2 separate regions of the Homo sapiens genome follow, and region 1 is linked to region 2. The links are chromatin loops, found by intact Hi-C in ENCODE. Cell type or tissue: heart left ventricle. All regions are shown on one strand. Each heading gives the region's core, and the rest is flanking DNA. Links, peaks and the distances in the headings are about the cores only.

The links. Hi-C counts contacts between places; a loop is a spot of excess contacts. Peaks named below come from ENCODE experiments on the same cell type or tissue, not always from the same donor. Only the 100,000 strongest peaks of a DNase experiment are listed, where the experiment ranks them.
Region 1: a loop joins it to region 2, with 5 times the contacts of the local background. A loop is called at or near these places in 62 of 110 quality-filtered maps.

What each region holds. Positions count from the first base shown.
Region 1 is chr5:677,461-687,925 of GRCh38, forward strand. It overlaps TPPP (tubulin polymerization promoting protein), which reads right to left. Exons shown (of 4, transcript NM_007030.3): 2 at 290-604. The coding sequence starts at 600. Among named protein-coding and RNA genes, the nearest start is that of TPPP, 11 kb to the right of the region's middle. RefSeq lists enhancers at 4,316-4,485, 7,228-7,397, 9,354-9,855 and a cis regulatory region at 7,313. In heart left ventricle, for the core only: no CTCF peak of the experiment used is centred there; a DNase peak (open chromatin) is centred at 6,661.
Region 2 is chr5:770,420-780,884 of GRCh38, forward strand. All of the region lies in intron 1 of ZDHHC11B (zDHHC palmitoyltransferase 11B (putative)), which reads right to left. Among named protein-coding and RNA genes, the nearest start is that of ZDHHC11B, 9.1 kb to the right of the region's middle. RefSeq lists enhancers at 1,345-1,988, 5,161-5,330. In heart left ventricle, for the core only: no CTCF peak of the experiment used is centred there; DNase peaks (open chromatin) are centred at 4,862, 5,352 and 6,982.

The DNA of each region.
Region 1 (10,465 bases), core at 4,321-8,320, 92 kb before region 2:
AGGCCACCTCCCATGCCGAAACCCTACACACCCACGGGGCTGAGAGGAGCCAGGGCTGCCACTCAGGCCTCGGCACCGAGAAGTCCGGCAATGCCCGGACCCCTGCTCCCTGGGGGCCCAGATGGCACGTTCAGGCTCCCATGTCAGGGCTGCTTCTGAGAAGGGCGGGGTCTTGAAGCACAACCCCCTCCACTCCCCATGGCCCGCTCCCCACAGAACCCACCCAGGGGCTCAGGGCCGCAGACCCCCGTAAGTCAGGTCCCTCGGCCCGTGAGCCCAGCGCACTCACTTGATCTTGCTGAAGACGATGTCCACGTCAGTGACGGTCACGTTCCTGCCGTCGATCACCTGGCAGTCCTTGCACAGCTTCGACCAGTTCTTGCCGTGCATCTCCCTCCCGGTGGCCCTGGCGTCCCCGTGCACGGCAAAGCGCCGGAAGGCCTCCTCCAGGGCACTGAGCTCAGGGGATGCGGCTGCCCCCTCACCAGCACCCTCCGATTCCAGCGACAGCCTCTTGGCTGCCCGGTCCTTCGAGGGGTCCCCCGGGGACTTGGGGGGCGTCCTGTTGGCAGCTTTGGCAGGCTTGGCCTTGTCAGCCATGTTGCTATGGAGGAAGGAGAGGAGAAAGGTGTCACCCGGGCCATGTCCCAGCTGAGCCGGGTGCAGCCCAGGAAACCCCGCCGTACCAATGAGCACCAGGACGTGGCGAGGGCTGAGATGGGCAGGCCCTCCTGGGGCTGGGCGTGAGGCCCCTCAGACCCTTGGAGCCAGCTGCCCCGCAGGCACGCATGTCCAGCCCCGGGCAGAGTGGAGCCAAGCGAGGCCTTGCCCACTGCCATCATTGGGCCAAGGACCCCCTAAGCCAAATAAAGCCAGCAGCACGCAGAGCCCAGGGTGGGAGCTGAGCTGGGTGCCAGGGGCTCCAGGCCTAGGAGGCTCAGTGTGTGACTGGCAGCATCAGAGCCTATTCCGGGTCCCCTCCCCGCCGCAGTTCCACTGTCCCTCCTGTGGACGCCCGCTCTGCAGCTCTGGAGGACACCTCGGGATCACGCACTCCCCAGGGTCTGTGACGTGCTGCCTTCCTCTGGGAGGGTCCACAGCAGTCGTGCGACAGCCGCTCCCTCCCCACTGCAGAGCCTCTGACCTTAGATGGAGCTTTAGGCTGGGGAGGGTGCGTGGTGGCCCTGGGGGCGCCTCAGGATGCTCTTCCCAGGAGCCCTGGGCCTGGCCCCGGCCAGGGGAGGGGACTGCCAGTGTGCAGGGCTGAGGCAGTGGTGGGGGCACCGGTGTCAGGGCGCAGGGACGCCCTCTGGACTTTGCAAGGCGCCCGCCCCCAGAGTAGGCGGCTGGGCCATGGGGTTGAGAAGACTGAGGGGTGCCACCCAGGCAGGGCTTGGGGACGCAGGGCTACGCCACAGGGCAGGGCTGCCGAGGCCACCTCCCTACCATGCATGGGCTTCGGTAAGACCCAGTCAGGCCCTGAAGGACTCAAGGCTGAGGTGCTGGACTCAGGGCATGAAAGCTGCTTCCCAAAGGGGCCTGGACACCAGGTGGGCCGTCAGCACTGCACTGAGAGCTGAACATGGCCTCTGCCCACAGACACAAGAGCCGGTGGGAGGGTCCGTGCCGAGGACACAGGTAGGTGTCCCAACCCTGGGACTCACGAAGCCCTCTCAGATCTGGAGTTCTCAGCGCCAGTCATGGCCAAAGTGTGGCTCTGTAATCGTGGGGTCCTGAGTGTGGCCGCTGCTGACCCTGAGATCCCACAAATTCCCCCAAAACAGCCAGAAAAAAATCCAGGGGCACTCCCTCCACTGAGGACCTTAAGGGCCTCAGGCCCCACCCACTCACCCCTTTCCCTGGAAGGCACCAAAAATGCAGATGCCAACCCAGCGGAGGATGCAGGGGCAGGATCCTGGTGGGGGCTGGGCCGCGTGGGGGCAGGATCCTGGGGGTGGAAGGGCCGCCTGGGGGCAGGATCCTGGGGGTGGAAGGGCCAGGTCAGGTGTCGAGCTGGGAACAGTTTCCAGTTTTATCGCTGACACCATTTCTTTGTCTGAAACAGGAGCTTCTCACAGGCCTGGTCTGTGTTTCCCCTGGGCCTCTGCAGCAGGGGTCGCTGGACAGGAGGAGCAGCTGAGAAATTACCAGAAGCAATGGTGGGTTTTGTGAGCACCCAGAACAGTGGTGGGTGTGCGGGTCAGAGAGAAAGAACCTTCTGGGATGCTTCAAACTCAGGGCTGCGTTCTGTGGTCTCATCTCCTGTGGGGACGCGCCTGAACAGAGACCCTTATTCACACACCTCAGAGAGTCATCTGAGAACCTGCACCCCGTGGGGCCCGCCTGGGAGCAAAGGGATGAGGGAAGCCCCTCAGAGCCACCTTCAGGGCTCACGCAGGACTTCCCAGCCCATCAGCACGTGCTTTGCATGAGGTTTTGATAAGCTTGGAGGTTGGCCTTGGAGGGCTGAGCGGGACATAAAACGTCCTGCCCTCATGAGGCCTTCAGTTGGGACAAGTGATAAACAAATAAGCAATGACACATCAGGCAGCGAGGAGTGAAGAGGAGAAACTGAGGCAGGTCAGAGGGAGGCCAGCAGGCGATTTCAGACCTGGCGGAAGAGAATGTGCGTGAGCAGAGATGCGGACGGGTGGGAGTCACGACGCGTGAGAACGGTCCGGCCCGCGGCCCCTGCGCCCCTGCTGGGCAGGCACCACCTGTGCTAGGCTCAGCCCCTCTCAGCACAGCAAGCAGCATGAGATGGCACGCATGAGAGCACGGTGGGGGCCGTGGGGGAGAGGGCAGAAAGGAACAGGGGTCAGGCCATCGCCGGATCTACTGAAGACAGACACTGCCTTCAAACGTTCTGAGGAAAAATGCTTCAGGCTGGGACTTGGATACCCACGTCCACTGTCCCACTCAGGCTGAGGGGAGCAAGGCCACCTGCAGTGGGTGTGACCTCAGAGACGTGGCCACACCCCCTGCGGAGGTGCTTGGTGACTGGGCTTCCCAGGAAGACGAGGGTGACAGCCGTCAACAGCCGAGAAGAAGTAGTAGATGCAGGAACCCATGGCCGTCACACGGGAGTGAGTCCACGGGCGCTTGGGAGGGCTGAGAACCAGGCCCAGGCAGTTCCGGAGGGAAAAGTGGAACCCGTCCCAACTCAGCCCCAGCCTTTCTGCACCAAGGGGTGGAGCAGTGCCGACCTCAGACGCCAGCTGCCAGAAATGCTTCCAAAGCCCGCCTCTGCGTGGGGTGTGTGCTGAGGGGTCTCACGTGGGGACTCGCCTCAGAGCCCATCTGAGCTTCACTGTTCTAGGTTCTTGTAGTTTTGTTTTACCTCAAACATGCATTAGCTTAACAAAATATTTTTTAAAAGGTTTTTAAACTAAAAATGACAATGAATTAGGCACGACGTGCCGCTGTGGGAAGTCAGCCAGGCTGCTGCTGGGTCTGGAGGAGCAGGACACGGGCCACAGACACGGAGCAGGAGTGGAGGAGATGGGAGCCACACTGTCTGGATCGCTTCATTAGACCCACGTGCTGTTTCCACAATGACGGTAATAAGAATACATTTAATTTTGAGAGAACATGGAGGTGTCAGACGGACAACGAGCCTGGGTGGGCGCCTCTCCCTTGGCGCTCTCCACCGAGCATGGCATGCTGCTGTGCCAGCTGCTTCTCCTTGGATGGGCAGAGGCCAGGTGTCCTCCACTTTCCCAGTTTCTGGGCACAGCACACCTGAGCCCTGGGTGCAGACCCTCACACCATTTCCCCCAGAGGCTCTGCTCTTTCACCGTGAGGGAAAAGAAGGTTGTGTAGCAGAAGAGACTCCAGGAAGACAAACTGCTCACCTGGGGTCAAAGGACAAGCTCCCAGGCGTGTACCCACCATCTCCACGCGTGTGCCCTGAGCCCCCAGGGGGTCACCCTGCACTCCCAGGCCTGTGCCCACCATCCCACATGTGCCCAGCACTCCCAGGCCTGTGCCCGCCATCCCAGTTGTGCCTGTACTCCCAGGCCTGTGTCTTGCATCCAGATGTGCACCTGCACCCTCTCCCACTGGCCGGCACCTCCCTGGTAGGAGGGACGTGCCAAGCCCTGACCTGACCCAGGTGTCTGCTCACAGCACATGCCCCTTCCCTGGCCAGACCCTATGGGACCACAAGTGGGGCCTGGCCAGGACCTGCTTGGAGGCTGAGCCCACCCCACTCCCACCCACCCCCAGCGCCTCCCCAGGGAGTCAGGAGGATGGCACCTACGGGCTCACCCACGGGTGTGGGCAAGACTGTGTTGTCCAACTGGCATCTTCAAAAAAGGCTTGGAAAGGACAGAAGATGAGGGCAGAGGTGGCACCACAGACCTCAGAGTGGGGCAGGCAAAGGCAGACCCCAGAGGGTGGCTGTCCTAGGGAACGAAGCCTCCTCGCAGGCCAGGGAATGCCTGTCCCAGGTGTGTCACCAGCTCCAAGGACTCGGCCACCTAGGCGGGGCTTCGTCCCAGACACCGCAGGCCACCTTGGCCCCAACCCCACAGGCTGTCCCTGTTCCCAAGAGGCCCCACGGAAAATCACCTGGGCCCCATTTGTCAGAATGAATCTCCTGGGAAACGCCTTCAGACTGGACACTGGACTGCCCAAAGCCAAACTTACAGAAAACCTGCCAGAACAGAATTGACAGGGCTGGGGAAACAGCAGCCCCAGCCTCTGATCACAGAGCTGTCCAGGGGCTGGAAACCCGGGTGTCCATGTGGCATCAGTAAGCGGGGCCAGGCACTAGGACTGACTGGGCTCTGTCACTAGGAACAGGGGTCTCGCACTTGGGCCAGGGGGTTCTCACTAGGACCAGGGGCCTGTCAGTCACTAGGGCCGGGGCCTGTCCCTTGGGCCTGGAGCCTGTTACTAGGGCCTGGGGTCTGCCCCTTGGGCCTGGAGCCTGTTACTAGGACCTGGGGTCTGTCACTAGGGCCAGGGGTCTGCCCCTTGGGCCTGGAGCCTGTTACTAGGGCCTGGGGTCTGTCACTATGGCCAGGGGCCTGTCAGTCACTAGGGCCAGGACCTGTCCCTTGGGCCTGGAGCCTATTACTAGGACCTGGGGTCTGTCACTAGGGCCAGGGGTCTGCCCCTTGGGCCTGGAGCCTGTTACTAGGACCTGGGGTCTGTCACTAGCGCCAGGGGTCTGCCCCTTGGGCCTGGAGCCTGTAACTAGGGCCTGGGGTCTCTCTCACTAGGGCCAGCTGCTGTTTTAAAGGTAGCAGCAGCCTCGGTGCTCCCTTGTTCACTGCCCACGCCCACGCGGGGGTGGCGCCGACAGAGCCTACACGACTGCTCTCCATGTGGATGGCTGTGGGGTGGCTGAGCCTTGCTGGCAGAGGAGGCTGGTGGACAGGCTGTGCTCACATCATCAGCAGTGCTGGGTCAAAGCTGGAGGCAGGAGCCATGGAGTCAGTGGGAGCTACCACCCCTCAGCTCATCACCCCTCCCTGGGGCCTGAGACCTCAGAGCCAGCCCTCGGCCCTGCTCAGGCTCTGGCCTCCCTGAGAACCTCTGTCCTGGTCACAAGTGTCCTGCAGGCCCCCTGGGTTGTGCTGGGCTGGACCAGGCCAGGGTGTGACCTCTGACAGCTCCACCTGCCCTAGAGAAGCCACCAGCAGCTTCTCCAGCTGCACCCGCTGACCCCCAGAGCTCGCTCGCAGGCAAGTGCCCATGGTAGGACAGCTGCTTGTGCCTCAGTCTCCTCATCCTTGAAGGGGTGCAGCCCCCTCCCCATCTCCCTCGCACCCGATGGCCTCATGCAGGCACAGCCCGAGGGAGAACCTGTCTCTGCGGAGAAAGACACTCTGATGGCAGCCGACTGGATTCCACCAGAACCCGAGGGCAAGCATTCCTTGGGAAGTGACCAGGCTGGGAGCATCAGGCACGCACGCCACACACTCAACCCAAACCTTCTGTTAACTCAGGTTCCCAGGAGCCCCGCGTGCTTCTGCCTGGCAGGAGCCGATGCTCGTGCCCTGGAGAACTCCCTGTTCAGGGATGACAATGGGTTCCCTGGTGATTTGGAGGCCTGGGGCCTGGGTGGGAGCTGCTCCCTCTACCCCTGGAGACACTGCCCAGGAATCCAACGTGCTGTGACTGCAGGATGCCCCTGGCAGGGGCCATGCTGGCTCAGACGCCTCTCACCAACCCCTTCCTTCCATGCCCTCAGGGCACTGGCATCCAGGGAGCTGTGAAGGGCACGCTGTGTTGCAAGCTGATTGGGAAACAGGTTGGAGGGGTGGGGGCCGAGGCGCTCAGCAGTATTCAGGCATCTCTCAGCTGGCGACAGGAGCTGTCCCAGGCCCTGCAGGTGGGAGTGCATGCTGGGCAACCTTGGCGGTCCCTGGTCTTCTCTCCATGGGCAGATTCCCCTGCGGATACCCCGGCCTCCACAGGCTCAGCTGGGTGTGCTGCCGCTGGGCTCTTCAGAACCTTTACGCCCAAGTCCTGTCCAGGGGGAGCACCCTCCACCTCGGGCCGGCTGCCATCACAGCCTTCAATCCTGCCCAGAGTCCCTGGAGACTGTTGTCATTAAACCCCACTCCTGTTTAGGAAACCCCAGGGCCAGACCCCACTGCCGGAACAGGACCCTCTCGTGCCTGCAGATGGCAAAGCTCCTGAGGGCCTGATGGACCCTCCAATGTCCCACGGCCACAGTTTCCACCTTGACGCCGAAGCCCTGGGATGGCCCCTCTGCAACGCCCAGTGCTCCATCATGACCTGGCCCCAGGACGCTGACTGAGGGAGCGGAGGGGATCGGGACCAGGGGGAAGCAGCCCCCCAGTAAATCCGAAGCACAGGCACGGCACAGCCCCAAGGGAGACCTTGTAGGCGCCTGGCCAGCAGGGCTGAGGAGAAAGTCTCCACTGCAGGGCGCCTCCTGGGCCCACGCCGTGTGGTCCTGGCCCCAAGCTGCCCACTGGGCATTCAGCCTGGACAGCTCTCGGCGCTGGAGACCCAGAGGACAAGGGGACAGCAACATCAAAGACCACAGCGACCCGAAGCCCCAGAAGCAAAAGCCACTCTCACAGCGGAAGGAGTGGACAGAGCCCCTGTGGAGCTCACCCAGCCCTCCTGTCCCACCAAGGGGCCTTCTAGGACCTGGAGCCCTGCCCTCCTGCCGAGGAGGTGCTTCCCCATTAAACAGGGCCAAGGAACAAGGTGGCTCAGGTCCTGCCATGCCCAGGGTGGACACCGTGCCACCCCGCCAGCCCCCACTCCTTATTTCAGTGCCCATTTGAGCGCAGACGGTTCCTGTTTTTCATTATCATCGCACGGCACTCCTGCTCCGCGGGACTCTCCCTGTGAACCGCCCCACTCTTCTCAGCCCAGGCCGCCTGTCAGGCAGTCAGAGCTCCCAATCAGAACAAAGCCGGCAGTTTTGAGTCTGTGCACATCCCCCTGCAGCACAGGAGGCAGGATGATCAGCCGCTCCAGCCCAGCATCCCCACGGCACACTCGGGAGCACACCCCACCCAGAGGCCAGACAGGTGCACACGGCCGGGGCCGCCCCAGGACACACGTCCAGAGAGGTCACAGTCCTGAAAGGTCACGGTCCTGAGAGGTCACCATCCTGAGAGGTGCCCGGTCCAGAGAGGTCACTGGTCCTGAGAGGTCACTGTCCTGAGGGGTCACTGGTCCAGAGGTCATCACTCTTGAGAGTCACTGGTTGATCCTGAGAGGTCACTGGTCCAGAGGGATCGCTAGGATGGGGTCTCCAGGCCTGGGCTGAGGCTCTGCCCCATAGAAGACCTGAGGTCGGGCTCCTGCTCTCCAGGGACCCTGAAGGCCAGAGCCAAGCCCAGGCTGAGTGCAGTCCCCAAGGAAGTGGGAGGAGGAGGGCAGGGTGGAGTCCTGTGGCAGCGTCCCCAGCACACCACACTTCTATCCTGGTCGTCTCACATGGCGTCCTCCGGCCATCCTGCACTGGGCCACTCGGGACCCCTGCCACTCACCACAACCGCATGGCCTCAGACCTGGGCAGGACAGGGCAGGCTTTGCACACTCCTAAGGCTCATGGGGTGGGAGGGGCCCTGCACAAGGAGCCTTCCGGTAAGGGGGGCAGGGGAGCAGGGGCTGCATGGCCCTGGCCACCTCCACTCACCCTCCCTCCGCCCTCAGAAGAAGAGAGATGGCTGCGGAGGAGCTTCTCGGGTCAACAGGGTGCACCCAGCCCCTGGTGCCCTCTGCCTCTGGGAACCACATCTTGGCCCCCATCTGCAGAGTGTGGTCCTTGCAGCGCCCAGCGTGGCCACTCTGGGGACGGCCACCAGAGCCCATCTGCACTCAGGTGTAGGGATGAGAAGGCGGGGCAGTCTCAGAGAAAACCCTCCCAGGCCACACGGCAGATCCCCTCTGAGTGGGAGACTCAGGATTAAGGATGACAGGGAGACGCAGGTGGGAGGATGGAACATTCCAGAGCACTATGGCTGAGTATCCAGGCCACAGACGCCGGGGCTGCCAGGGCCACCAACTTTGCCACCGAATGGCCACCATGGGATGGAGGTGCCAACAGGGCTCCCGGACTCTGCAAAGGACGCTGTGGCGGAGACTGATACGGGTCTGAGATGGCTGTCCAAGGCCCAAGTGAGAGTTAAACCACATGCCCAGCCAGTGCCCACCACCTGGGCCAACACCATTTCTCTAAAGCACGACACAGGACATTCCACCAACAGAGCATCCCAAAAGGGAATAAAATAGAGATCCCGGCTGGCTCATCCCATCAACCATGTCGGAGACTCGGCGGCTGCAGATGCGGTGGGACCTGCCTCCATTAAAGGCACCTTCTGTGGGGACAGCAAGGACTCTCACGCGGGGCACACCAGGTTAGAGGACACAGCCGGGGCTCTCAAGGGAGGCACAATGGGTTACAGGAGAAAACAGCCGAGGCTCTCAAGGGGGCAGAGCAGGTTACAGAACACTGCAGAACCAGGGGCTGGTCCCTCATCCAGCGCAGCTTCACTGAGTGCCAGACTCACGAGGACCCTGCCCTGCCCCGCCCCAGCCCACTCACTGCCCTTGGGTTACCCTCGGGGCTCCGGGTCCAGGGCACCTGCAGGCAGCTGGAACCAGGGCAGCTCTGGGCCAATGGTGGCCCCATCTAATCCCCAGAACCTGTGAACGCGACCTTGTTTGGAGAAAGGATCTGGAAATGAGATCATCTTGGATTATCCACAGCTGAGCCCTAAATCCAATGGTGAGTGTCTCTACCTAGAAGAGGCAGAAGAGAAGACACAGAGAGAAGAGAAGAAGGTGCTACAGGCTGAATTCGTCCCCTCCAAAATCCACACTGGAACCTAATCCCCATTGTGGTGGCATTAACAGAGCCTTTGGGGGATGAGATTCAGCTATGGGGGCCAGGCTCCTGGGAATGACCGAGTGCCTTATCAAAGGGCTGGGGCATGAGGACATGGCAACCAGGCCCTGTCTTGGAAGCAGGGAAGGGCCCTTGTCGGACGCCAAGCCTGCAGGTGCCTTGATCTTGGACTCTCCAGCCCCCAGAACTGTGAGAAGTGAACATATCATTTCATAAATTACCATGCCTGGTGCTGTTACAGCAACACACACGGACTAACACAGTCGCCATGAGGCCGGGGCTGCAGTGACGCAGCCACACGCCCAGGACAACTGGAGCCACCAGAAGCTAGAAGAGGCAGGGAGCGTCCCACCAAGCCTCCAGAGGAAGCTGACTCATGAGATGCCTGGACGCTGGGCTTCTGGTCTCCAGGAGGATGGGGGAATGCGTCCCTGTTGTGTTAACCCCGGACTGTGTCAATTGTCAGAAGCCTCTGGACACAGTGACACAGCGGGTGGGACCAGAGGCTCAGCACCCCTCATGGGGAACAAAGTCTTTGAGGCCCTCAGGTGGCACTGAGAGACCACAGGGGGCTCCAGAGGCCCTTGGGGGTCCACCTAAGCCAGGATGGGTGTTAGGCCAGGGCTGCCAACAGCACCTGCCTTCTGAGACACATCCAGCCTCTGGTTGCCCATTTTTAGGTGGAGAAAATGAAGGCTGCATACGTGGCTGGTGTGAGGAAGTCAGCTGACGGGAATTTGCTGATTTAAGGGAAGGTTCAGCTGCGTCTGCATGCTAAAGGGCTGTCCTCCAGATCAGATCTAGAAGCTTTGGGAAGGTAATGCAAAAGAATTTCTGATGTTCTTGGCGTGGGGGAAATTTGTTACACGGACACAGAAAGCCTTGTCCTGCAGGAAAAGATTCTTAGAAGGCACCAGATTAAAAGAAAGAACTTCTGTTCGTTGAAAAAATATCATCAAGAGAGTGAAAAAGCAAACCCCAGGGTAGGAGATGTTTGCTATGCACAACAAATGTTGGCTTGTCTCCAGAATATATAAAGAACCTCTACAAATCGATAGGAACTCAATCCACAAAGGGCAGCTGACTTGAACAGGCCCCTCGGGGACGAGGGTATCC
Region 2 (10,465 bases), core at 3,458-7,457:
CTGGGTGCCAGGGGCTCCAGGCCTAGGAGGCTCAGTGTGTGACTGGCAGCATCAGAGCCTATTCCGGGTCCCCTCCCCGCCGCAGTTCCACTGTCCCTCCTGTGGACGCCCGCTCTGCAGCTCTGGAGGACACCTCGGGATCACGCACTCCCCAGGGTCTGTGACGTGCTGCCTTCCTCTGGGAAGGTCCACAGCAGTCGTGCGACAGCCGCTCCCTCCCCACTGCAGAGCCTCTGACCTTAGATGGAGCTTTAGGCTGGGGAGGGTGTGTGGTGGCCCTGGGGGTGCCTCAGGATGCTCTTCCCAGGAGCCCTGGGCCTGGCCCCAGCCAGGGGAGGGGACTGCCAGTGTGCAGGGCTGAGGCAGTGCTGGGGGCACCGGTGTCAGGGTGCAGGGATGCCCTCTGGACTTGGTAAGGCGCCCGCCCCCAGAGCAGGTGGCTGGGCTGTGGGGCTAAGATTGAGGGGTGCCACCCAGGCAGGGCTTGGGGACGCAGGGCTACGCCACAGGGCAGGGCTGCCGAGGCCACCTCCCTACCATGCATGGGCTTCGGTAAGACCCAGTCAGGCCCTGAAGGACTCAAGGCTGAGGTGCTGGACTCAGGGCATGAAAGCTGCTTCCCAAAGGGGCCTGGACACCAGGTGGGCCGTCAGCACTGCACTGAGAGCTGAACATGGCCTCTGCCCACAGACACAAGAGCCGGTGGGAGGGTCCGTGCCGAGGACACATGTGCGTGTCCCAACCCTGGGACTCACGAAGCCCTCTCAGATCTGGAGTTCTCAGCGCCAGTCATGGCCAAAGTGTGGCTCTGTCATCGTGGGGGTCCTGAGTGTGGCCCCTGCTGAACTTGAGATCCCACAAATTCCCCCAAAACAGCCGGAAAAAAATCCAGGGGCACTCCCTACACTGAAGACCTTAAGGGCCTCAGGCCCCACCCACTCACCCCTTTCCCTGGAAGACACCAAAAATGCAGATGCCAACCCAGCGGAGGATGCAGGGGCAGGATCCTGGTGGGGGCTGGGCCGCATGGGGGCAGGGTCTCATGGGGGCAGGACCGCGTGGGGGCAGGATCCTGGTGGGGGCAGGATCCTGGGGGTGGAAGGGCCGTCTGGGGGCAGGATCCTGGGGGTGGAAAGGCTGGGTCAGGTGTCGAGCCAGGAACCGTTTCCAGTTTTATCGCTGACAACATTTCTTTGAAACAGGAGCTTCTCACAGGCCTGGCCTGTGTTTCCCCTGGGCCTCTGCAGCAGGGGTCGCTGGACAGGAGGAGCAGCTGAGAAATTACCAGAAGCAATGGTGGGTTTTGTGAGCACCCAGAACAGTGGTGGGCGTGCGGGTCAGAGAGAAAGAACCTTCTGGGATGCTTCAAACTCAGGGCTGCGTTCTGTGGTCTCATCTCCTGTGGGGATGCGCCTGAACAGAGACCCTTATTCACACACCTCAGAGAGTCATCTGAGAACCTGCACCCCGTGGGGCCCGCCTGGGAGCAAAGGGATGAGGGAAGCCCCTCAGAGCCACCTTCAGGGCTCACGCAGGACTTCCCAGCCCATCAGCACGTGCTTTGCATGAGGTTTTGATAAGCTTGGAGGTTGGCCTTGGAGGGCTGAGCGGGACATAAAACGTCCTGCCCTCGTGAGGCCTTCAGTTGGGACAAGTGATAAACAAATAAGCAATGACACATCAGGCAGCGAGGAGTGAAGAGGAGAAACTGAGGCAGGTCAGAGGGAGGCCAGCAGGCGATTTCAGACCTGGCGGAAGAGAATGTGCGTGAGCAGAGATGCGGACGGGTGGGAGTCACGACGCGTGAGAACGGTCCGGCCCGCGGCCCCTGCGCCCCTGCTGGGCAGGCACCACCTGTGCTAGGCTCAGCCCCTCTCAGCACAGCAAGCAGCATGAGATGGCACGCATGAGAGCACGGTGGGGGCCGTGGGGGAGAGGGCAGAAAGGAACAGGGGTCAGACCATCGCCGGATCTACTGAAGACAGACACTGCCTTCAAACGTTCTGAGGAAAAATGCTTCGGGCTGGGACTTGGATACCCACGTCCACTGTCCCACTCAGGCTGAGGGGAGCAAGGCCACCTGCAGTGGGTGTGACCTCAGAGACGTGGCCACACCCCCTGCGGAGGTGCTTGGTGACTGGGCTTCCCAGGAAGACGAGGGTGACAGCCGTCAACAGCCGAGAAGAAGTAGTAGATGCAGGAACCCATGGCCGTCACACGGGAGTGAGTCCACGGGCGCTTGGGAGGGCTGAGAACCAGGCCCAGGCAGTTCTGGAGGGAAAAGTGGAACCCGTCCCAACTCAGCCCCAGCCTTTCTGCACCAAGGGGTGGAGCAGTGCCGACCTCAGACGCCAGCTGCCAGAAATGCTTCCAAAGCCCGCCTCTGCGTGGGGTGTGTGCTGAGGGGTCTCACGTGGGGACTCGCCTCAGAGCCCATCTGAGCTTCACTGTTCTAGGTTCTTGTAGTTTTGTTTTACCTCAAACATGTATTAGTTTAACAAAATATTTTTAAAAAAGTTTTTAAACTAAAAATGACAGAATGAATTAGGCACGATGTGCCGCTGTGGGAAGACAGCCAGGCTGCTGCTGGGTCTGGAGGAGCAGGACACGGGCCACACACACAGATCAGGAGCGGAGAAGATGGGAGATGCACTGTCTGGATCGCTTCATTAGACCCACGTGCTGTTTCCACAATGACGGTAATAAGAATACATTTAGTTTTAAGAGAATGAGGAGGTGTCAGACGGACAACGAGCCTGGGCGGGCGCCTCTACCTTGGCGCTCTCCACCGAGCATGGCATGCTGCTGTGCCAGCTGCTTCTCCTTGGATGGGCAGAGGCCAGGTGTCCTCCACTTTCCCAGTTTCTGGGTGCAGTGCACCTGAGCCCTGGGTGCAGACCCTCACACCATTTCCCCCAGAGGCTCTGCTCTTTCACCGTGAGGGAAAAGAAGGTTGTGTAGCAGAAGAGACTCCAGGAAGACAAACTGCTCACATGGGGTCCAAGGACAAGCTCCCAGGCGTGTACCCACCATCTCCACGTGTGTGCCCTGAACCTCCAGGGGGTCGCTCTTCACTCCCAGACCTGTGCCCACCATCCCACATGTGCCCTGCACTCCCAGGCCTGTGCCCACCATCTCAGCTGTGCCCTGTACTCCCAGGCCTGTGGCTTGCATCCAGGTGTGCACCTGCACCCTCTCCCACTGGCCAGCACCTCCCTGGTAGGAGGGACGTGCCCAGCCCTGCCCCGACCCAGGTGCCTGCTCACAGCACATGCCCCTTCCCTGGCCAAACCCCACGGGAGCCCAAGTGGGGCCTGGCCAGGAACTGCTTGGAGGCTGAGCCCACCCCACTTGCGCCCCAACCCCCAGGGCCAGGACCTGCTTGGAGACTGAGCCCACCCCACTCCCACACACCTGCAGCACCTCCCCAGGGAGTCAGGAGGATGGTGCCTACGGGCTCACCCACAGGTGTGGGCAAGACTGTGTTGTCCAACTGGCATCTTCAAAACAGGCTTGAAGAGGACAGAAGATGAGGGCAGAGGTGGCACCACAGACCTCAGAGTGGGGCAGGCAAAGGCAGACCCCAGAGGGTGGCTGTCCGAAGCATCCTCGCTGGCCAGGGAATGCCTGTCCCAGGTGTGTCACCAGCTCCAAGGACTCGGCCACCTAGGCGGGGCTTCGTCCCAGACACCGCAGGCCACCTTGGCCCCAACCCCACAGGCTGTTCCTGTTCCCAAGAGGCCCCACGGAAAATCACCTGGGCCCCATTTGTCAGAATGAATCTCCTGGGAAATGCCTTCAGACTGGACACTGGACTGCCCAAAGCCAAACTTACAGAAAACCTGCCAGAACAGAATTGACAGGGCTGGGGAAACAGCAGCCCCAGCCTCTGATCACAGAGCTGTCCAGGGGCTGGAAACCCGGGTGTCCATGTGGCATCAGTAAGCGGGGCCAGGCACTAGGACTGACCGGGCTCTGTCACTAGGAACAGGGGTCTCGCACTTGGGCCAGGGGGTTCTCACTAGGACCAGGGGCCTGTCAGTCACTAGGGCCGGGACCTGTCCCTTGGGCCTGGAGCCTGTTACTAGGACCTGGGGTCTGTCACTACAGCCAGGGGTCTGCCCCTTGAGCCTGGAGCCTGTAACTACGGCCTGGGGTCTGTCACTAGGGCCAGGGGTCTGCCCCTTGGGCCTGGAGCCTGTTACTAGGACCTGGGGTCTGTCACTAGGGCTAGGGGTCTGCCCCTTGGGCCTGGAGCCTGTAACTAGGACCTGGGGTCTGTCACTAGGGCCAGGGGTCTGCCCCTTGGGCCTGGAGCCTATTACTAGGACCTGGGGTCTGTCACTAGCGCCAGGGGTCTGCCCCTTGGGCCTGGAGCCTGTAACTAGGGCCTGGGGTCTCTCTCACTAGGGCCAGCTGCTGTTTTAAAGATAGCAGCAGCCTCGGTGCTCCCTTGTTCACTGCCCACGCCCACGCGGGGGTGGCGCCGACAGAGCCTACACCACTGCTCTTCACGTGGATGGCTGTGGGGTGGCTGAGCCTTGCTGGCAGAGGAGGCTGGTGGACAGGCCATGCTCACATCATCAGCAGTGCCGGGTCAAAGCTGGAGGCAGGAGCCATGGAGTCAGTGGGAGCTACTACCCCTCAGCTCATCACCCCTCCCTGGGACCTGAGACCTCAGAGCCAGCCCTCGGCCCTGCTCAGGCTCTGGCCTCCCTGAGAACCTCTGTCCTGGTCACAAGTGTCCTGCAGGCCCCCTGGGTTGTGCTGGGCTGGACCAGGCCAGGGCGTGACCTCTGACAGCTCCACCTGCTCTGGAGAAGCCACCAGCAGCTTCTCCAGCTGCACCCGCTGACCCCCAGAGCTCGCTCCCAGGCAGGTGCCCATGGTGGGACAGTTGCTTGCGCCTCAGTCTCCTCATCCTTGAAGGGGTGCAGCCGCTCCCCATCTCCCTCGCACCCGATGGCCTCATGCAGGCACAGCCTGAGGGAGAACCTGTCTCTGCGGAGAAAGACTCTGTGATGGCAGCCAACTGGATTCCACCAGAACCCGAAGGCAAGCATTCCTTGGGAAGGGACCAGGCTGGGAACATCAGGCACGCACGCCACACACTCAACCCAAACCTTCTGTTAACTCAGGTTCCCAGGAGCCCCGCGTGCTTCTGCCTGGCAGGAGCCGATGCTCGTGCCCTGGAGAACTCCCTGTTCAGGGATGACAATGGGTTCCCTGGTGATTTGGAGGCCTGGGGCCTGGGTGGGAGCTGCTCCCTCTAACCCTGGAGACGCCGCCCAGGAGTCCAACGTGCTGTGACTGCAGGATGCCCCTGGCAGGGGCCATGCTGGCTCAGATGCCTCTCTCCAACCCCTTCCTTCCATGCCCTCGGGGCACTGGCATCCAGGGAGCTGTGAAGGACACGCTGTGTTGCAAGCTGACTGGGAAACAGGTTGGAGGGGTGGGGGCCGAGGCGCTCAGCAGTATTCAGGCATCTCTCAGCTGGTGACAGGAGCTGTCCCAGGCCCTGCAGGTGGGAGTGCATGCCAGGAACCCCTGGGGGTCCCTGGTCCTCTCTCCATGGGCAGATTCCCATGCAGATACCCTGGCCTCCGCAGGCTCAGCTGGGTGTACTGCCGCTGGGCTCTTCAGAACCTTTACGCCCAAGTCCTGTCCAGGGGGAGCACCCTCCACCCCAGGCTGGCTGCCATCACAGCCCTCAATCCTGCCCAGAGTCCCTGGAGACTGTTGTCATTAAACCCCACTCCTGTTTAGGAAACCCTAGGGCCAGACCCCACTGCTGGAACGGGACCCTCTCGTGCCTGCAGGTGGCAAAGCTCCTGAGGGCCTGATGGACCCTCCAATGTCCCACGGCCACAGGTCCCACCTTGGCACCGAAGCCCTGGGATGGCCCCTCTGCAACGCCCAGTGCTCCATCATGACCTGGACCCAGGTCGCTGACTGAGGGAGTGGAGGGGATCAGGACCAGGGAGAAGCAACCCCCCAGTAAATCCGAAGCACAGGAATGGCACAGCCCCAAGGGAGACCGGGTAGGCCCCTGGCCAGCAGGGCTGAGGGGAAAGTCTCCACTGCAAGGCGCCTGCTGGGCCCACGCAGTGTGCTCCTGGCCTCAAACTGCCCACTGGGCATTCAGCCTGGACAGCTCTCAGCTCGAGACCCTCGCTGGTGAATGGGACAGCAACATCAAAGACCACAGCGACCCGAAGCCCCAGAAGCAAAAGCCACCCTCACAGCGGAAGGAGTGGACAGAGCCCCTGTGGAGCTCACCCAGCCCTCCTGTCCCACCAAGGGGCCTTCTAGGACCTGGGAGCCCTGCCCTCCTGCCGAGGAGGTGCTTCCCCATTAAACAGGGCCAAGGAACAAGGCGGCTCAGGTCCCATTCCTTATTTCAGAGCCCATTTGGGTGCAGCACAGCCCTTTGGCAGATGGTTCTTGTTTTTCACTATCATCGCACGGCCCTCCTGCTCCGCGGGACTCTCCCTGTGAACCGCCCCACTCTTCTCAGCCCAGGCCGCCTGTCAGGCAGGCAGAGCTCCCAATCAGAACAAAGCTGGCAGTTTTGAGTCCGTGCCTTTCCCCCTGCAGCACAGGACGCAGTGTGTCTGGAATTGGTGGGTTATTGGTCTCGCTGACGTCAGGAATGAAGCTGCGGAGCCCCGCAGTGAGTGTCACAGTTCTTAAAGATGGCGACCCTGGAGTTTCTTCCTTCAGATGTTCAGATGCGTCTGGAGTTTCTTCCTTCTGGTGGGTTCGTGGTCTCGCTGACTTTAGGAGTGAAGCCGCGGACTCTCGCAGTGAGTGTTACAGCTCTTCAAGGTGACGCCTCTGGAGTCATTCATTCCTTCCCGTGGGTTCCTAGTCTCGCCGGCTTCAATTCAGACCTCAGTGGTGAGTGTTACTTACGCCTCTCAGAGACAGCGCGTCTGGAGCTGTTCGCTCCCTCCGGTGGGCTCGTGGTCTGGCTGGCCTCAAGAGCAAAGCTGCAGACCTTCGCTGCAGACCTCCCTGGTGAGTGCTACAGCTCACAAAAGCGGCGCGCACCCAGACTGAGCGGCAAGATTTATTGCTAAGAGCAAAAGAACAAACTTTCCACAGCGGAGAAGAGAATGGAGTCAGGTTGCGGCAGGGCGTTCCGGCTACCCGCTTTTATTCCGTTATCTGACCCCACCCACATCCTGCTGATTGGCCCATTGTACAGGGAGCTAATTGGTCCGTTTTACAGAGCGTTGATTGGTCCATTTTGACAGAGTGCTGATTGGTGCATTGACAAGCCTTTAGCTAGACATAAAAGTTCTCCAAGCCCCCACTCCACTCAGGAGTCTAGCTAGCTTTCTCTATCGGATCCTGAGCCCCGCAGCAGGCGGAGCTGCCCGCCAGTACTGCGCCACGCGCCCGCACTCCTCAGCCCTTGGGCGGTCCATGGGACCCGGCGGGGGCGGCGCCCTTCCGGGAGGCCCCAGCACCGAGGGAGCCCGGGGCGGGGGAGGGGGGGCGTGGCCTCGGCATGGCGGTCGGCGGGTCCCGAGCCCTGCCCAGCAGGGAGGCGGCTGAGGCCCCGCGAGAATTTGAGCATGGCGCAGGCGGGCTGGCAGTGCTGGGGGACCCGGCGCACCTCCGCAGCCACCGTAGGACAGAGGGGCAAGGGGGCTCCCAGACTCTGCAAAGGACGCTGCGGCGGAGACTGATACGGGTCTGAGATGGCTGTCCAAGGCCCAAGTGAGAATTAAACCACATGCCCAGCCAGTGCCCACCACCCGGGCCAACACCATTTCTCTAAAGCACGACACAGGACATTCCACCAACAGAGCATCCCAAAAGGGAATAGAGATCCCGGCTGGCTCATCCCATCAACCATGTCGGAGACTCGGCGGCTGCAGATGCGGTGGGACCTGCCTCCATTAAAGGCACCTTCTGTGGGGACAGCAAGGACTCTCACGCGGGGCACACCAGGTTAGAGGACACAGCCGCGGCTCTCAAGGGAGGCACAATGGGTTACAGGAGAAAACAGCCGAGGCTCTCAAGGGGGCAGAGCAGGTTACAGAACACTGCAGAACCAGGGGCTGGTCCCTCATCCAGCGCAGCTTCACTGAGTGCCAGACTCACGAGGACCCTGCCCTGCCCCGCCCCAGCCCACTCACTGCCCTTGGGTTACCCTTGGGGCTCAGGGTCCAGGGCACCTGCAGGCAGCTGGGACCAGGCCAGCTCTGGGCCAATGGTGGCCCCATCTAATCCCCAGAACCTGTGAACGCGACCTTGTTTGGAGAAAGGATCTGGAAATGAGATCATCTTGGATTATCCACAGCTGAGCCCTAAATCCAATGGTGAGTGTCTCTACCTAGAAGAGGCAGAAGAGAAGACACAGAGAGAAGAGAAGAAGGTGCTACAGGCTGAATTCGTCCCCTCCAAAATCCACGCTGGAACCTAATCCCCATTGTGGTGGCATTAACAGAGCCTTTGGGGGATGAGATTCAGCTATGGGGGCCAGGCTCCTGGGAATGACCGAGTGCCTTATCAAAGGGCTGGGGCATGAGGACATGGCAACCAGGCCCTGTCTTGGAAGCAGGGAAGGGCCCTTGTCGGACGCCAAGCCTGCAGGTGCCTTGATCTTGGACTCTCCAGCCTCCAGAACTGTGAGAAGTGAACATATCATTTCATAAATTACCATGCCTGGTGCTGTTACAGCAACACACACAGACTAACACAGTCGCCCTGAGGCTGGGGCTGCAGTGATGCAGCCACACGCCCAGGACAACTGGAGCCACCAGAAGCTAGAAGAGGCAGGGAGCGTCCCACCAAGCCTCCAGAGGAAGCTGACTCATGAGATGCCTGGACGCTGGGCTTCTGGTCTCCAGGATGATGGGGGAATGCGTCCCTGTTGTGTTAACCCCGGACTGTGTCAATTGTCAGAAGCCTCTGGACACAGTGACACAGCGGGTGGGACCAGAGGCTCAGCACCCCTCATGGGGAACAAAGTCTTTGAGGCCCTCAGGTGGCACTGAGAGACCACAGGGGGCTCCAGAGGCCCTTGGGGGTCCACCTAAGCCAGGATGGGTGTTAGGCCAGGGCTGCCAACAGCACCTGCCTTCTGAGACACATCCAGCCTCTGGTTGCCCATTTTTAGGTGGAGAAAATGAAGGCTGCATACGTGGCTGGTGTGAGGAAGTCAGCTGACGGGAATTTGCTGATTTAAGGGAAGGTTCAGCTGCGTCTGCATGCTAAAGGGCTGTCCTCCAGATCAGATCTAGAAGCTTTGGGAAGGTAATGCAAAAGAATTTCTGATGTTCTTGGCGTGGGGGAAATTTGTTACACGGACACAGAAAGCCTTGCCCTGCAGGAAAAGATTCTTAGAAGGCACCAGATTAAAAGAAAGAACTTCTGTTCGTTGAAAAAATATCATCAAGAGAGTGAAAAAGCAAACCCCAGGGTAGGAGATGTTTGCTATGCACAACAAATGTTGGCTTGTCTCCAGAATATATAAAGAACCTCTACAAATCGATAGGAACTCAATCCACAAAGGGCAGCTGACTTGAACAGGCCCCTCGGGGACGAGGGTATCCAAGTGCCCAGTGCTCGGTGGGAAGCACTCAGCTTCGTTAGTATGACCAGGAAAATGCAAATCATAAGGCTTCCACACAGCCTTACAAAAGGCTAAGACATTGCAAAGGCTGACAGTGGCTAGTGCCGGCAAGGATGTGGGTCAACAGGAAACTGTGGGGGCGAATGGCTTTAATCCCTTTGGGAAACTGCTTGGCATCATCTGATGAATGAAAAGACACACTAGATCCCAGACTCAACGGCTCCACTTCCAGATTGACCCAAGAGACTCATGACCACATGCCCCAAAGAACATCCCAGGAATGCCCACGACAGCTTCATCCCTAGTTGCCAAGAAAGGGGAACCGCGTGGACATGCACCTGCTGACAGTATGGTGGTCTCAGGGACAGCGGGCATCCCCGTGGGAGTGTGGGCGGCGCTGAGCACGAGCACCTGGGGCTCCTCGACGCAGTGTGGACGGACCACTCGCGCACACTATTGATCCACGTTAGCCAGCACAGCAGTGTGCCCACCACGTGGCTTCTGGTTAAAGGTTAAAAACAGGCAAAGCCAAAGCACAGTGCTCAGGAATTGCAGCTTCGACGGGAAAACGGACGGTAAGACCCCATCCCACTCCCGGAACATGAAGAGAGGCGGCCCAGAACGGCTGGCACTAGAACTGCAGGTGGGCTGTGCCAGGTGCCAGGTGGGGCCCTCCCAGCAGGCGGCCTGGGGACACGTGGGCACTGGCGAAGGTGGCAGGAACAAGCCTGGTGGGAGGTGAGGCTGAGATGAGCTTCACCCCAGTGGCTCTGTCCATGGCCCAGGCTCCTCAGGCACTGAGAAGGCAGAGGTGCCACCCCGCCGAGGGGCAGAGGAAACCGGCCCTTGGGCAGCCTTAGGAGAAGCGGGGGCCGG